2 separate regions of the Homo sapiens genome follow, and region 1 is linked to region 2. Evidence: chromatin loops called from intact Hi-C (ENCODE). Cell type or tissue: endothelial cell of umbilical vein. All regions are shown on one strand. Links, peaks and the distances in the headings refer to the core of each region. The heading gives the core; the rest is flanking DNA. Region 1 holds the start of SLC25A31 (solute carrier family 25 member 31). Region 2 has its middle 68 kb from the start of PGRMC2.

The links. A loop is a pair of places that touch in the nucleus more often than their neighbours do. Peaks named below come from ENCODE experiments on the same cell type or tissue, not always from the same donor. Only the 100,000 strongest peaks of a DNase experiment are listed, where the experiment ranks them.
Region 1: it touches region 2 in a loop (10-fold over the local background); 2 of 110 quality-filtered maps call a loop at or near these places.

Annotation. Positions count from the first base shown.
Region 1 is chr4:127,727,393-127,736,075 of GRCh38, reverse strand. It overlaps SLC25A31 (solute carrier family 25 member 31), which reads right to left and starts at 5,676. Exons shown (of 6, transcript NM_031291.4): 1 at 5,299-5,676. The coding sequence starts at 5,530. RefSeq lists a silencer at 5,799-5,956. In endothelial cell of umbilical vein, for the core only: a CTCF peak has its summit at 3,247 (motif pointing right); a DNase peak (open chromatin) is centred at 3,255.
Region 2 is chr4:128,215,169-128,223,951 of GRCh38, reverse strand. It overlaps a transcript of LARP1B not described here. Among named protein-coding and RNA genes, the nearest start is that of PGRMC2, 68 kb to the left of the region's middle. In endothelial cell of umbilical vein, for the core only: a CTCF peak has its summit at 3,435 (motif pointing right); a DNase peak (open chromatin) is centred at 3,471; H3K27ac peaks cover 392 bases.

The DNA of each region.
Region 1 (8,683 bases), core at 1-8,000, 490 kb after region 2:
CTACTAAAAATACAAAAAATTAGCCGGGCGTGGTAGCGGGCGCCTGTAGTCCCAGCTACTCGGGAGGCTGAGGCAGGAGAATGGCGTGAACCCGGGAGACGGAGCTTGCAGTGAGCCGAGATCGCGCCACTGCACTCCAGCCTGGGCGACAGAGCGAGACTCCGTCTCAAAAAAAAAAATAAATAAATAAATAAATAAATAAATAAAATAAAAGAATGTTAGGCATGTTTGGATATACAGTCTAAACCAACATTTTTTTTTTTTTTTTGCAGGGGAGGTTCAACATGTTTTGATGATATGCCTATCAATTAAAAAAAAAGTCTGCATGACTTCCAAATAGTATACATTAATAAATTATATACCTTTGCAACTATACTACCATATTATGTACATCTGTAAAACATACTCAAAATATAAATTAAAGAATGAGATAAAGATTTTTCATTTAAAAACTTTTATTTGGTACCTCCTCCACAGCAGACATTTTGTGCCTACTGGGGACAGCACTAGGAACAATGTTCCTGATCTTATGGAGCTTACATCTTAAGAGGGAGGGACCAGGGAGACAGGTAGCAAATAACTATGTCTGTTAGCAATAAAAAACTGTAAACAAAAAAACAATATATGAAGATTGGGAATAATAAAAGGCTATTTAGATAGGGTTGTTAGGGAAACTTGAATGTTAGATGATATTAGAGCAAAGTTAAACATTTATTTAAAAGATGAAAAACAATATTTTCAAACATCTTGCTAATTATGATGCTTTCACACCACCATTTACTATTATCTCAAGGCACTGTTAGGGTGAAGTTCATTTTTAAGAATAGTATATAGGAATCTATATTTCAAATAGTCTTCTTGTCTCAGGTCCAATTAGACTGTCATTGTTTCTACACTGAATGTCATGTGAATGATGAAATAATACGCCATTTCTTGGAGTAAATGGCATCAGCTTTTTCTTGTGGTTCATCATTTGATATTGGTGTTACCCTTGATTTGGTTTTCACGGCAGAATCTTTTTCAAAGTTTTGTCCATGTTTTGAGGATTTAGTTAAAACCTGATAATAGAATCTATAAATCCAGTTAATTGGGCAAACATAAACAATAATATATTATTGAGGAAGGGTGCTTGTCATTCCCTCTACCTTGTGTAACTCCCACTCTTTTTTTCAGGATCCCTTAATGTCCCGTGATATGTAACTGACATTGGGCCCAAGCATAGGGGACAATGCCAATTTATATATTAAATATCAGTAAAATTTATTTTTGTATTTTACTTAAAGTACATATAAATAAAATACCTAATATTTTCTTCCCATACCCCAAAATAGCATCTTCAAGATGGACCCTAGGATATTAAAAAACCTCACTGTTCTAAGTCTTCAGAAAAATGGGTTTGGGAAAAGCTTAGATGAAAGCTGATAAACTCGTGACACGGAACTCCTAAAAGAGAAGAGTTTGGATAGGCTTGTAAAAATGAGACTGTACGGATCTTTTTTTTTTTTTTTTTTTTTTTTTTGAGACAGTCTTCCTCTGTACCCAGGATGGAGTGTAGTGGCACGATCTTGGCTCACTGAAGCCTGTGCTTCCCAGGTTCAAGTGATTCTTGTGTTTCAGCTTCCCAGGTAGCTGGGACTATAGGCGTGCGCCACCATGCCCAGCTAATTTTTGTATTTTTAGTAGAGACGGGGTTTCACCATGTTGGCCAGGCTGGTCTTGAACTCCTGGCCTCAAGTGATCTGCCCACCTCTGCCTCCCAAAGTGCTGGCATTACAGGCATGAGCCACCACACCCAGAAAATCAGTTCTTTAAAAGGCTACATTTACAATATACTAATAAGACAGTTCCTTTGATTAAACACATATTTACATATGTATATTTTGCTCAGTGAAAAACCAAAATGTTAATTGTGGTGACTTTAGCAGTGATGTTACTTTTTGCTTCTTTATATTTTCTAATTTTCTACAATAATTATGCATTATTTGCATAATAAAGGTTTAAACAGTGTTAAATAAAAGTACACATACAAAGTTGGCAGGTGATAAAACCAACTAAAGAATATAATAAATCTTTAAGAACAACATAAGGATAAATCCAGAAGCTTTCATAAGCCAAGAAAAGCTTATAAAAAGTGTCAGAAACACTCAAAGTGATATTTAAAGCTATATTCAAGGCAAGAATGCAGAGATCTATTCTTGTAATGGAAAGAAAGTAGAGATAAGGTAAGAAACTAGAGAGCATCTAGTTGTGCATTCTGTGTTCATATCTCTTTCTCCAGCTCATTTCACATGGCCTAAAGAAAGGAAAAGTTGTGAATAAAATTAGAGAAAACATAAAAACAATCTTCAGGACACCTGAGATGTGCATGTGTCTTGACTTTCAAAAAAGAAAGAGAAGGCAAATTGCAAGAAATTTATGTTTTAAAATAAGGAAGTTGGTAGGTCATGACCATACCAAAAATATAATAGTCAAGCTTGCCTCTACTTATAACGATTCAGTTGTAATTAACTGCATATTGACATTTTGAAATACGTCAAATAAATATGTGTACAAGTATACATACAATCATCATAGATTCAATAGCTACAAATACAGATGACACAGGTTGAGCATCACTAATCCAAAAATCCAAAATTCTCCAAATCTGAAACTTTTTGAGCACTGACATCATGGGCAAAGGAAATGCTTATTAGAGCATTTTGGATTTTAGATTAGGGATGCTCATGTGTAAATATAATGAGAATATTCTAAAATCTGAAAAAATTAAAAATTCCACAACTTTTGGTCCCAAGCTTTTCGGATACTCAACCTGTATAAATGATGACCAAATACTATAAGCAGAGTTGCTGACATGAGTTTCTGCAATGATGAACTCTTAGTAAACTTCTGAACAGAAGAAAGTACGATCTTTTTTCTACTTCCTTATATGGTAGCTGCATTACTGGAATCAGTGTATACTAAAATCATGCCCCAGACAATGTGTTTATAAGTAAATCAGAGTTAAGTTATTTCTAGGCTTAGAGAAACATAAACAGGTTTCACTGCTACACGAAAATCGAAGGGGAGATCTAAAAGTCATTCAGGTTGCGGGATAAATCTTCATCATGTATGACTGGCCTGCATATAGCAGCAGGACGTTTAACATTCCTGGCCCTTGCCTTTCATACCATTGTAAAGTAGGATTATACCCCTCTATCTTTGTGCTAAATAAAAAAAAATTGCCCCACAAGTTTCCGAAATTGCCTCTAGATGGCAATAGTATCCTTGTAAATTACTGATCTCTTAGCATAGGATACACCATGGTACCTTCATAAAGCTTTATATATAATAGAAAACATCTTCAAGTTCTACTTATGATCCTCTCATCTTGGAACTTAAAGCAAGGACCAGGATACATCTGAGAATGATATCAACTTACAAGGGCCATATTGAATACGTTTAGGTTTAAATATTGTGAAAAACATTTAAAATATGAAATAAATTAGCACTAGTCAGCCCTATCTGACCAGAATACTTCATTTTACCTGACAAAATATTTGAAGCAGAAAAGCTAATAATAGAGAGGCCCCTACTTCTCTTCAGAAGTCTTAGAATATAAACGAAGAAGAGACAGGTTCCTTGCTTTTCCTGAAAAAATCTTGGGGGAAATGAGAAGCTTGCTTTAATTAAATGAATGAGTGGAGAGAGGCAAACTATGAAAGACCTGAGCTTAGCTCCCAGATGATGCATTAAGTTTCTACCCCTGACCCCATATACTCCACGCCACAGGTCTGGAAGAGTTGTAACCACATCCCTAGCATTCCTAGGGTACAAGGTGCTTTTTTAAATGGGACAGTATCTGGCCCTAGAACAGGACTAAAAGAAAGGTCTGCACTGGAGTTGAAGCCACTTCATTTCTTGAGAATACACAATAAATGTCTATTTCTTTTTAAAAGATCATACAGATTTTTCTATTGAATCCAACTATATGGGTGGATTATATAAAATATCTGATAGACTTATCCCTTTAGCTAACTTGGGAGCCATTTTGCAGCAATGGTTCACAAAGCACTTTCGTTATTTCTTTAAATCATTCCAATATTAATAGAAAAAATCAATGATGAACAAAAATGAAATTTTAAATAAGGACAGTGCTTGATGCAAAAAGAAAAACTGGTAATACTGATCCCATCTTTATTTTAAACTTGTATATATTGTGTTTGTTATGAATTCTTTTGCATGACTTGATTTTTAAAAGATTGCATTAAAATAGTTTAAAGTTTTTTTTTTTTCCTGTTTTTAGGAGTGGAGGTTTAATAGAAAAAATAAAGAGAAAGGAGAACAGCTCTCTCTCTAGTTGAAAGAGAGGGGCTTCGGAAACGGAAGGACCCTAAAGTTTTGTTTGTTTTTTTGAGACAGGGTCTCACTCCTTCATCCAGGCTGGAGTGCGGTGGCGCGATCTGGGCTCCCTGAAATCCCCGCATCAGGGTCCCGCAAGTAGCTGGGACTGCAGGCGTGCGCCACCACGCCCGGCTAATTTTTGTATATTTAGCATAGACTGGGTTTCGCCATGTTAGTCAGGCTTGTCTAGAACTCCTGAGCTCGAGCTCAAGTGATCCGCCCGCCTCGGCCTTCCAAAGTGCTAGGATTATAGGCGTGAGCCACCGCGCCTGGCCTTAAAATACTTTTTATCTTGATGACTGAGGGTTGGGTTTTTTTTTTTTAGGGCCCCCTTGAATTTTGGGCAGAACGAAGTACCCCCTTGGTCTTCAGTAGAATAAGCAGAACCTCTTTTCACTAATAGGTTTCAGAGTACTGGTAAGCCCTAGTGCTCCCATATTTGTACTTCTCTTAGACATACTATTTCAACAAATATACATATAGATTTTGACTCAAGGTCTCCTCTGTCGCCCATGCTGGAGCATAGTGGGGTGATTATACCAACAAATATTTAAGCAACTTAGAGCACTAGTTATAGCAGAGTGCCTAATGGCATCTCCCTCAATCCTGGGAGGTCAACCACTCTCCTTCTGGACCTGGCACAGGTGCACCAAGGTGTAAATCGCACTGCAGATTTAGAGAAAGAGAAGGCAGTGGTCTCCCCGGTACCAGGACTTGGTCAGGACCAACGCGGCCCTGGAAAAGCAGAGCCTGTTAGGTTCAGAAACTAAATTCTGGAAGGGTAAGAAGCAAATTCATCACCGACAGCTGTAGCTGTGGTTGTGGGGCCCACAATCATGCCCCTCCCAGCCACCCTCTTCTCTGGGAAGCTGACGAGGGCGCCGGGAGAGGCTGTCGGGGCGGCCTGCCTTGACGCACCCTGCTCGCGAGGAATCCGCACCAGGCAGTCCACCATGCCTTTGTACCGCGCCTCGGGGCTGATCTGCTTCGACGACGCCTGCACCTGCAGCAGCAGCTTCACCCGCTCGATGGGCGCCACCGCTGTCTTGGACACAGCTGCCGCGACTCCGCCGGCCAGAAGGTCCTTCCCGAAGGATGAGGCGTCAAACAGCCGCTTTTCTGCCTTCTTTTTCGCAGGCTCACGATGCATGATGGAGAAGGATATAAAAACCGGCAGCAGTGGCTAAAAATGAGTACGGGAGCTACGATGAAGGGAAGCGGAAAACCGGAAAACCGCTGCAGCATCGTACTGGCGAGAAAGTGGCTCTTGGGACGCTGAGAGAGCCGCGCGCCGGCGAGGCGCGTGCGGAAAAGCTGCGCAGGCGCTCCAACGGCCTCCAGCCACGTGACGCCTGACACGTGACACCTGACACGTGACTCCTGACACGTGGCTCCTGGATGCGCGGTGACGCCTGCGCACTTCTACGAGCGGAGCCTGGGCTTTCTGATGAGGGAGGGGTCCGGAGGCGGTGAGCATTGAGCAGGAAAGGCGAGGGGAGGGGCCGAGGAGAGCCAGTTCTGTGTGAAGAAATTTAGTAGCTGAGACTAGGCCAGAGCAGTAAACCAGCGGTGTGAGATTAACAGAATTTAGTTTTAGTTCCTAGTGTTACCCCCTTCACTTTCTTAATCGCTTTAATCCGTTACGTTTTTTTTGACCAGAGATGGTTCCTTTGACCTTTCTTGGCATCTTAAAAAAGACAGTCTTACCTGTTGTGTGATTCAAGTGATGTTCCCCTTAAATTTCACCCTATGTGCCTGTTAATGCTTCAAATTCCCTTGGAAATTGCTTTAATCTGTTCCTTTAATTAAGCAGGGATCCTTTGTCTAGTCACTTTCTGTGTCGTTTTGATGATTGTGCCCCCATAGCATAATACATGTTCCTCTTTTTCATATTGTATTTAAATTGATAATATCCAGAGCAGTGGTTCTCAATCCAGACTGCACATTCAAGGGGATGAGGGGTGTTTTGTTTTGTTTTTCAAATTGATGCTTGGGATTAGGCCCTGCACATTAAATCAGAACGTCTAGAAGTGAGGCCTGGCATCAGTATTTAAATTCTCCAGGTAATTCTAGTGTTTGAAGTAATTCTAATTCTAGGGTTGAGGGCCAATGACCTATCTAGAAGAGTAGTTCACAAACTTTTCGATTGCAGGACCCCTCTTTTTCACTCTGAAAAATTATTGAAGGCCAGGTACCAGTAATCCCAAAACTTTGGGCCAAGTCCAGCCTGGGCAACATAGTGAGACCCCTCCTTTACAAAAAAAAAAATAGCTGGGCGTGGCTGCACAAGCCTGTAGTCCTAAGTATAGCTACTTAGGAGGCTAAGACAGGAGAAATGCTTGAGCCCTGGAGTTGTAGGCTGCAGTGAGTTATTATCTCACCACTGTGCTCCAGCCTGGGCAACAGAGCAGGACCCTGTCTCTTAAAAAAAATTATTGAAGACACAATGAAGCTTCCGTTTTTATTATGTATATTGGCATTTACCACTCAGAAATTAAAACACGATTTAAAAATATTTAATTCATTTAAAATAAAAATAATCCATTACAGGATAGCATAAGTACGACTTTTAAATAAAAAATGTAGTAGAAAAATAGTATTGTTTTATATTTTTGAATCTCTAATGTCTGATTTAATAAAAGACAGCTAGATTCACATTACTGCTTTTGCATTCAGTCTGTTGTGATATCATACATGTAGCCACTGGAAAACTCCACTGTTTATTCAGGACAGAATGAAAGTGAAAAAGGCAAATAATAGTATCATTTAAGAAAATACCTTTGACTTCATGGTGTTCCTGTCTCCGTGACACAGAGGGGTTTTCTAAACTGCACTTTGAGAACTCATTTAGAGGAGGTTGGCAGATTCAGGTTTGACTTCTTTCGGCAAAAATACTCAGTAGAGGTACGTCTAGCCTGTACATAACATTTGTCTTTTTCTTTCACCTCACTTTTTTCACTTAATATATCGTGGAGATCCTTCTATAGTAGCATTTAATATATCCCTTTTTACAGCTCGTTTGGTGTTTTGAAATAAATGGAGATCCCATCTTATCACCTCTTACTCTGTAGGACCTGCAGAGCCTTACAACACATCTATAAAATGTGAAATGAGTTTTTAGCTTTTTTTGAATGTTAGGTTCTAATTTTTCCTTTGTCTTATGTGTTATAACCCTTCTACTAGTACTTGTCACTAGTAAAAAACCATTTAGGTCAGAAGGATTCCAGACCAGGAATGTTGTCAATATTTTGATTACCTCACATAAAATCAGTTGGCAAGTCCTACTGATATCATATGTTTGGTGCTACTTCCTTTCCATGGTGGCTTATTCAACCTTTTTTTTTGAGACAGAGTCTCGCTCTGTTGCCCAGGCTGGAATGCAGTGGTGCAATATTGGCTCACTGAAACCCGGGTTTCAAGCAATTCTCCTGCCTCCGCCTCCCAAATGGCTGGGATTACAGGCATCCACCACAACACCCAGCTAAGTTTTGTATTTTTAGTGGAGACAGGGTTTCACCATGTTGGCCAGGCTGGTCTCAAACTCCTGACCTCAAGTGATCCACCCGCCTTGGCCTCCCAAAGTGCTGGGATTACAGGCATGAGCCACCACGCCCGACCGGCTTATTCAACTCTTAACTGGGTTTTCCAACTCGAATCTCTGTTTCTCTCTTTCACATGCAGCAGCCAGATTAATGTGTCTAAAGCATTAATTAATTAATTCTTAAGCTTAAACAAAATTGAAAGTCTTTCCATTGCATTGACTTCAAAATCCTTTGTCAAATTCATTGTAAATTCAATAAACAATTGGCTTTTTATTAGCAAACATCTGAAAAATGAAAGGTTTCGTTCTCCTTCAAGGGAATTTGAAGCATTAGCAGGCACATACGGAGAAATTTAAGGGGGAAATTACTTGAATCACTACAGGTAAGAGTGTCTTTTTAAGATCCAAGAAAGGTAAGGGAACCATCTCTGAGGACAGAAAGGAAGTGTTCTGCTGCTCCCCAGGGCAACTTTCTCTTTCTACCCTCCTCTAACATTTGATTTGATAGCTGACAATGTTTACATCATATTCCTTTATGATATCAAGCTTATTTCTGACATGTATTCATTGATAGAAGACAGACAAAAGTGAAAGTGTCAACTTAAAAATGTAGCTTTGTTAACCTTTTAAAAAACTTTTTGTTGAGACAGGGTCTCACTCTGCACCCAGACTGGAATGCAGTGGCAAGATCATGGCACACTGAAGCCTTGAACTCCTGGGCTCATGTAATTCTCCCACCTCAGCCTCCCAAGTAGCTAGGAC
Region 2 (8,783 bases), core at 337-8,336:
CCATGATATTCTTTTTTATTCTGAAAATATCCTTATTACGATTATTTGAGCTATTACTATATCACTTTAGCAAAGTTTAGGCACTAGTGATTTAAATAACATAGTCAAGGCCGGGTGCAGTGGCTCAGGCTTGTAATCCCAGCACTTTGGGAGGCTGAGGCAGGCAGATCACCTGAGGTCAGGAGTTCAAGACCAGCCTGGCCAACATGATGACACCTGTCTCTACTAAAAGCACAAAAATTAGCCAGGTGTGGTAGCGTGCGCCTGTAACCCCAGCTACTCAGAAGGCTGAGGCAGGAGAATCGCTCGAAGCCATGAGGCAGGCTGTTGCAGTGAGCCAAGATCGCACCACTCCACTCCGGCCTGGGTGACAGGGCAAGACTCCATCTCAAAAAAATTAAAATAAATAAGTAAATAACATAGTTGAATGGAAAAATATGACAAGTATGAAAAGTTTCAGGAATAGTCATTAGAGATTGGTTCTAGGAAATTGTGCCGATATGCTTTAAAGTGAATATAATGGTATCAAGTTCATTTCAATACATTCATGCACCAAGTCAAAAACTGTATTGTATGTAATCCACAAACTTTAAGGTTTTGAAAATAAATTTTTATTAAATAGCTAAATATTACCTAGAATATGAGAACCTCCATCCAGGCTTCCTAGAAACCTATACTGTAATCTTCAAAATAATAAAACAGGCCAGGCGCGCAGTGCTCACGCCTGTAATCCCAGCACTCTGGGAGGCTGAGGAGAGAGGATCAATTGAGGTCAGGAGTTCAAGATCATCCTGGGCAACCTGGCAAAACCCCATCTCTACAAAAATAGAAAAGTTAGGCGGACATGGTGGTGCATGTCTGTAGTCCCAGCTACTCGCGAGGCTGAGGCACGAGAGTCGTTTGAACCTGGGAGGCGGAGGTTGCAGTGAGCCGAGATCTCACCACTGTGCTCCAGCCTGGGAGAAACAGGGAGACTCTGCCTCAAAAAAAATAACATAACATAACATAACACATATAAAATAAAATAAAATAAACATGTAGTGTTTATTAAAATGTAGAACAACAATAAAGCTGGCTGAAGATCAAGATAATCTGGTGGTCCGAGAAGTTACCTGCCTCCCCTGCGGGCTCTGCCTGTGGCCTAGATAAACCAGCTTTTTGCCTTCAGTGGTGGGCAGACACCAATGTAATTTGCTATTTCCACAATCCTCAATTGGAATGTCTATTGGAGACAGGTCTTAACACAAGTAGAGGAAAAAGCTGGTACAAATTTACCTGTAATAAAACTGACTTAAAGAGTAAGTTATTCCCCTTCTTGGGAATAAAGACAACTTCTCACAATAAAGACAACTTCTCTTGGTGGGAGGTAAATTTTTGTTGAAGTTGTTATCTAAAAGTTATTAAAAATGTCCCAGGGCAGAAAAAAAGTAAACAGAAATATGGTTTGTAAGATGCAAGTCAAACTTGGAAGTGGCATTGATGTGGGGTGGGGCGGCGACTGGAGTGTCACTGAGCCCAGGAGAGGTCACAGGAAGGCAGATTCTCATATCCTGCTTAGGAACTAGATGTTTATGATGAGCAGAAGTAATCGATCATGGTGATTCTGGGAAAACATAATAAGCAAAATTGTTAAAAAACAAAGGGAAAGAACTAAAACTGAAGGTGTGATTTCAGATTCATGGTAACTGCTTCATGGAAATCATGCTCTTGTCACTTGGTCAAGGTCAGTAGAAATAACGGCATCTAAGCAACTCTACTACTTCTCACATGGAAGTCAGTGAACCACCACAAGGGCAGAAAAGCATTCATAAACCACTATGTTAGGACAATAAAACAATTAAAATCAGACTTTTCCTTACTAATTAAAATGTTTTAAGTAGATTAATTTCCCATGAAAATTTAAAATTATATTCACAGCCTACTGGAGAAAATACCTTGCAATACCTGGAGATAATTTGTCCAGTGCTTAGCCCTAATGATAGCTCATGTTTACTAAGTGCTTACTGTACCACCATGCACTGTGTTACATGCTGTGCATTTATTCTTCAGGACACTATGAGGTAAGTGTAATTTTGTAGATAAAGGACTGTAACTTAGTGAGAGGGGCCAGGATTCAACTCATGTTTCTAACAAATAAGCTGTCTCTAGAGCAGCAGTTAACTAAATTTTGGCTCTCACAGACCCTTTCCCTTAAAGTCCATCCACTGACTCATTAAAATAAGTCTCACCTCAGATTATACTTAAAGGCATTCAACTGGAAACCAGAAAATGTTAACATTAAGCATTACAGTACTGTGATAATGTTTGTGTTACAATAAAAGTCTAATGAATCTTAAAACACATGGAGAAAGGTACTCAATTTTGTAGACTTGGAACACTATCTGGAAAAAAACAAAACAATAGCAGCGGATTCTGGTTTCTAGAATTTATTGAAGCTAATACGTGCAGTATATTGTTAGAAACCATTCTATTAACCAAAGTATTTCTCAATTTGCAAGGAAAAAACAGGCTTATTGTAAAGAACTCAGAAAACTGACACAGAGTGTAAAGTCAGAATTGATTCCTATCAATTAACCTTGTGGGATATTTCCTTCAAGCCGAACAGTTCAGAATCTTCAGTTGTCAATAATAACCCTAAATAAACTAATGCAAAATTTCTAAGCAAATTCTAAATAAAATGCTCAGTTTCATTTGTATTTTACCTTATCTAATTCTAGGAAAACATTTAAACACATGGATGATATTTGTTTCCTAATCAAAATTTCCTCCCAAAAGATTTAGCATATATTGTAAATCATTTATCACATAATTTATGTTTTTAAATACTCCATTAGACCCTCCATTACTGCAGAGGATGCCTATCATCAAAAAAAAATGCAGTCTTAACCACAAGAATCCAATCTTGATTTATAATACTTAAGAATCATTGCAGTTGAGTTCGAAAGTCAGGGGTTCTGTGTTCTATTTCACGCTGTTAAAGAACAATCTGGTTAAGATGAAGAGCCTGGGCTCTGAAGCCAGACTACTGGAGTTCAAACGCTAGCTCAGCCATTCAACTAGTTGTGTGATAACACTTTGTTCTAGTTACAAGATTAACAACTAGTTTTAAGTTTATCGTGTTTTAGGTAGGATCCATTCATTAACTTGCTGTGTGACTTAACTACATGGCTTAGGTTAGCCAGGAGATATACCTTAAAATCTGCTTGCTTTGTTCACATCTCAAGAGTTAAAAAAATAATGCTAATGAAGTACTTCAAACTCTTAAGTGAAAGGACAATACCAAAGCAAAAGTATTTCCATTTTTAACTATACACAAGTCTTAATGTTATCATATATATTTACTAATAACCAAATAACTAATGCAAATTTACCAATAACTAGGGCAATGCCTAACCACGTAACGAGTTGTGAGACACACATATGACTATTAGGAATGCAAGAGTAATTGATATAATTATATGATATCACCACAAGATGGAGTAAGAGGTCTCAAAAACACACACATACTCACTTTCCTGTCAAAAGTCTACAGATCTGACATTCCGTTTTGCCATCTCATGGTGATATAATTAGGTATTACTCTATCGGATCAGCCTCCTATGCAAGAATAAAATAAAAATAATAGTTACATAAAAGCCAAGAAATTAGTTGAAGGAAAAGATTAAACACACAAAGGAAAGTGGTGACACTACTTTGTAAAATGGCAAGAAGCATACAGAATGTCAGAGTGGAGTTCCAAACTAACATAAGCTTAAAAAATAAAATCTAGCCAGGAGCAGTGGCTCACACCTGTAATCACAGCACTTTGGGAGGCTGAGGTGGGTGGATCACCTGAGGTCGGGAGTTTGAGACCACCCTGACCAACATGGAGAAACCCTGTCTCTATTAAAAATAAAAAATTAGCCGGGCGTGGTGGCACATGCCTGTAATCCCAGCTACTCAGGAGGCTGAGGCAGGAGAATCGCTTGAACCTGGTAGACAGAGGTTACAGTGAGCCGAGATCGTGCCATTGCACTCCAGCCTGGGCAACAAGAGCGAAACTCTGTCTCAAAAAAATAAAATAAAATAAAATGTATTTCAAAGCTAAAATAATATAAACATAACCCCCTTCCTAATTCCATTTATTTATTTATTTATTTATTTATTTATTTATTTTATTATACTTTAAGTTTTAGGGTACATGTGCACATTGTGCAGGTTAGTTACCTATGTATACATGTGCCATGCTGGTGCGCTGCACCCACTAACGCGTCATCTAGCATTAGGTATATCTCCCAATGCTATCCCTCCCCCCTCCCCCCACCCCACCACAGTCCCCAGAGTGTGATATTCCCCTTCCTGTGTCCATGTGATCTCATTGTTCAATTCCCACCTATGAGTGAGAATATGCGGTGTTTGGTTTTTTGTTCTTGCGATAGTTTACTGAGAATGATGGTTTCCAATTTCATCCATGTCCCTACAAAGGACATGAACTCATCATTTTTTATGGCTGCATAGTATTCCATGGTGTATATGTGCCACATTTTCTTAATCCAGTCTATCATTGTTGGACATTTGGGTTGGTTCCAAGTCTTTGCTATTGTGAATAATGCCGCAATAAACATACGTGTGCATGTGTCTTTATAGCAGCATGATTTATAGTCATTTGGGTATATACCCAGTAATGGGATGGCTGGGTCAAATGGTATTTCTAGTTCTAGATCCCTGAGGAATTGCCACACTGACTTCCACAATGGTTGAACTAGTTTACAGTCCCACCAACAGTGTCAAAGTGTTCCTATTTCTCCACATCCTCTCCAGCACCTGTTGTTTCCTGACTTTTGAATGATTGCCATTCTAACTGCTGTGAGATGATATCTCATAGTGGTTTTGATTTGCATTTCTCTGATGGCCAGTGATGATGAGCATTTTTTCATGTGTTTTTTGGCTGCATAAATGTCTTCTTTTGAGAAGTGTCTGTTCATGTCCTTCGCCCACTTTTTGATGGGGTTGTTTGTTTTTTTCTTGTAAATTTGTTTGAGTTCATTGTAGATTCTGGATATTAGCCCTTTGTCAGATGAGTAGGTTGCGAAAATTTTCTCCCATGTTGTAGGTTGCCTGTTCACTCTGATGGTAGTTTCTTTTGCTGTGCAGAAGCTCTTTAGTTTAATTAGATCCCATTTGTCAATTTTGGCTTTTGTTGCCATTGCTTTTGGTGTTTTGGACATGAAGTCCTTGCCCACGCCTATGTCCTGAATGGTAATGCCTAGGTTTTCTTCTAGGGTTTTATGGTTTTAGGTCTAACGTTTAAATCTTTAATCCATCTTGAATTGATTTTTGTATAAGGTGTAAGGAAGGGATCCAGTTTCAGCTTTCTACATATGGCTAGCCAGTTTTCCCAGCACCATTTATTAAATAGGGAATCCTTTCCCCATTGCTTGTTTTTCTCAGGTTTGTCAAAGATCAGATAGTTGTAGATATGCGGCATTATTTCTGAGGGCTCTGTTCTGTTCCATTGATCTATATCTCTGTTTTGGTACCAGTACCATGCTGTTTTGGTTACTGTAGCCTTGTAGTATAGTTTGAAGTCAGGTAGTGTGATGCCTCCAGCTTTGTTCTTTTGGCTTAGGATTGACTTGGCGACGCGGGCTCTTTTTTGGTTCCATATGAACTTTAAAGTAGTTTTTTCCAATTCTGTGAAGAAAGTCATTGGTAGCTTGATGGGGATGGCATTGAATCTGTAAATTACCTTGGGCAGTATGGCCATTTTCACAATATTGATTCTTCCTACCCATGAGCATGGAATGTTCTTCCATTTCTTTGTGTCCTCTTTTATTTCCTTGAGCAGTGGTTTGTAGTTCTCCTTGAAGAGGTCCTTCACATCCCTTGTAAGTTGGATTCCTAGGTATTTTATTCTCTTTGAAGCAATTGTGAATGGGAGTTCACTCATGATTTGGCTCTCTGTTTGTCTGTTGTTGGTGTATAAGAATGCTTGTGATTTTTGTACATTGATTTTGTATCCTGAGACTTTGCTGAAGTTGCTTATCAGCTTAAGGAGATTTTGGGCTGAGACGATGGGGTTTTCTAGATAAACAATCATGTCGTCTGCAAACAGGGGTAATTTGACTTCCTCTTTTCCTAATTGAATACCCTTTATTTCCTTCTCCTGCCTGATTGCCCTGGCCAGAACTTCCAACACTATGTTGAATAGGAGCGGTGAGAGAGGGCATCCCTGTCTTGTGCCAGTTTTCAAAGGGAATGCTTCCAGTTTTTGCCCATTCAGTATGATATTGGCTGTGGGTTTGTCATAGATAGCTCTTATTATTTTGAGATACGTCCCATCAATACCTAATTTATTGAGAGTTTTTAGCATGAAGGGTTGTTGAATTTTGTCAAAGGCTTTTTCTGCATCTATTGAGATAATCATGTGGTTTTTGTCTTTGGCTCTGTTTATATGCTGGATTACATTTATTGATTTGTGTATATTGAACCAGCCTTGCATCCCAGGGATGAAGCCCACTTGATCATGGTGGATAAGCTTTTTGATGTGCTGCTGGATTCGGTTTGCCAGTATTTTATTGAGGATTTTTGCATCAATGTTCATCAAGGATATTGGTCTAAAATTCTCTTTTTTGGTTGTGTCTCTGCCCGGCTTTGGTATCAGAATGATGCTGGCCTCATAAAATGAGTTAGGGAGGATTCCCTCTTTTTCTATTGATTGGAATAGTTTCAGAAGGAATGGTACCAGTTCCTCCTTGTACCTCTGGCAGAATTCGGCTGTGAATCCATCTGGTCCTGGACTCTTTTTGGTTGGTAAACTATTGATTATTGCCACAATTTCAGAGCCTGTTATTGGTCTATTCAGAGATTCAATTTCTTCCTGGTTTAGTCTTGGGAGAGTGTATGTGTCGAGGAATGTATCCATTTCTTCTAGATTTTCTAGTTTATTTGCGTAGAGTTGTTTGTAGTATTCTCTGATGGTAGTTTGTATTTCTGTGGGATCGGTGGTGATATCCCCTTTATCATTTTTTATTGTGTCTATTTGATTCTTCTCTTTTTTTCTTTATTAGTCTTGCTAGCGGTCTATCAATTTTGTTCATCCTTTCAAAAAACCAGCTCCTGGATTCACTGATTTTTTGAAGGGTTTTTTGTGTCTCTATTTCCTTCAGTTCTGCTCTGATCTTAGTTATTTCTTGCCTTCTGCTAGCTTTTGAATGTGTTTGCTCTTGCTTCTCTAGTTCTTTTAATTGTGATGTTAGGGTGTCAATTTTGGATCTTTCCTGCTTTCTCTTGTAGGCATTTAGTGCTATAAATTTCCCTCTACACACTGCTTTGAATGCGTCCCAGAGATTCTGGTATGTCGTGTCTTTGTTCTCGTTGGTTTCAAAGAACATCTTTATTTCTGCCTTCATTTCGTTATGTACCCAGTAGTCATTCAGGAGCAGGTTGTTCAGTTTCCAAGTAGTTGAGCAGCTTTGAGTGAGATTCTTAATCCTGAGTTCTAGTTTGATTGCACTGTGGTCTGAGAGACAGTTTGTTATAATTTCTGTTCTTTTACATTTGCTGAGGAGAGCTTTACTTCCAACTATGTGGTCAATTTTGGAATAGGTGTGGTGTGGTGCTGAAAAAAATGTATATTCTGTTGATTTGGGGTGGAGAGTTCTGTAGATGTCTATTAGGTCCGCTTGGTGCAGAGCTGAGTTCAATTCCTGGGTATCCTTGTTGACTTTCTGTCTCGTTGATCTGTCTAATGTTGACAGTGGGGTGTTAAAGTCTCCCATTATTAATGTGTGGGAGTCTAAGTCTCTTTGTAGGTCACTCAGGACTTGCTTTATGAATCTGGGTGCTCCTGTATTGGGTGCATAAATATTTAGGATAGTTAGCTCCTCTTGTTGAATTGATCCCTTTACCATTATGTAATGGCCTTCTTTGTCTCTTTTGATCTTTGTTGGTTTAAAGTCTGTTTTATTAGAGACTAGGATTGCAACCCCTGCCTTTTTTTGTTTTCCATTGGCTTGGTAGATCTTCCTCCATCCTTTTATTTTGAGCCTATGTGTGTCTCTGCACGTGAGATGGGTTTCCTGAATACAGCACACTGATGGGTCTTGACTCTTTATCCAACTTGCCAGTCTGTGTCTTTTAATTGCAGAATTTAGTCCATTTATATTTAAAGTTAATATTGTTATGTGTGAATTTGATCCTGTCATTATGATGTTAGCTGGTGATTTTGCTCGTTAGTTGATGCAGTTTCTTCCTAGTCTCGACGGTCTTTACATTTTGGCATGATTTTGCAGCGGCTGGTACCGGTTGTTCCTTTCCATGTTTAGCGCTTCCTTCAGGAGCTCTTTTAGGGCAGGCCTGGTGGTGACAAAATCTCTCAGCATTTGCTTGTCTATAAAGTATTTTATTTCTCCTTCACTTATGAAGCTTAGTTTGGCTGGATATGAAATTCTGGGTTGAAAATTCTTTTCTTTAAGAATGTTGAATATTGGCCCCCACTCTCTTCTGGCTTGTAGGGTTTCTGCCGAGAGATCCGCTGTTAGTCTGATGGGCTTTCCTTTGAGGGTAACCCGACCTTTCTCTCTGGCTGCCCTTAACATTTTTTCCTTCATTTCAACTTTGGTGAATCTGACAATTATGTGTCTTGGAGTTGCTCTTCTCGAGGAGTATCTTTGTGGCGTTCTCTGTATTTCCTGAATCTGAACGTTGGCCTGCCTTGCTAGATTGGGGAAGTTCTCCTGGATAATATCCTGCAGAGTGTTTTCCAACTTGGTTCCATTCTCCACATCACTTTCAGGTACACC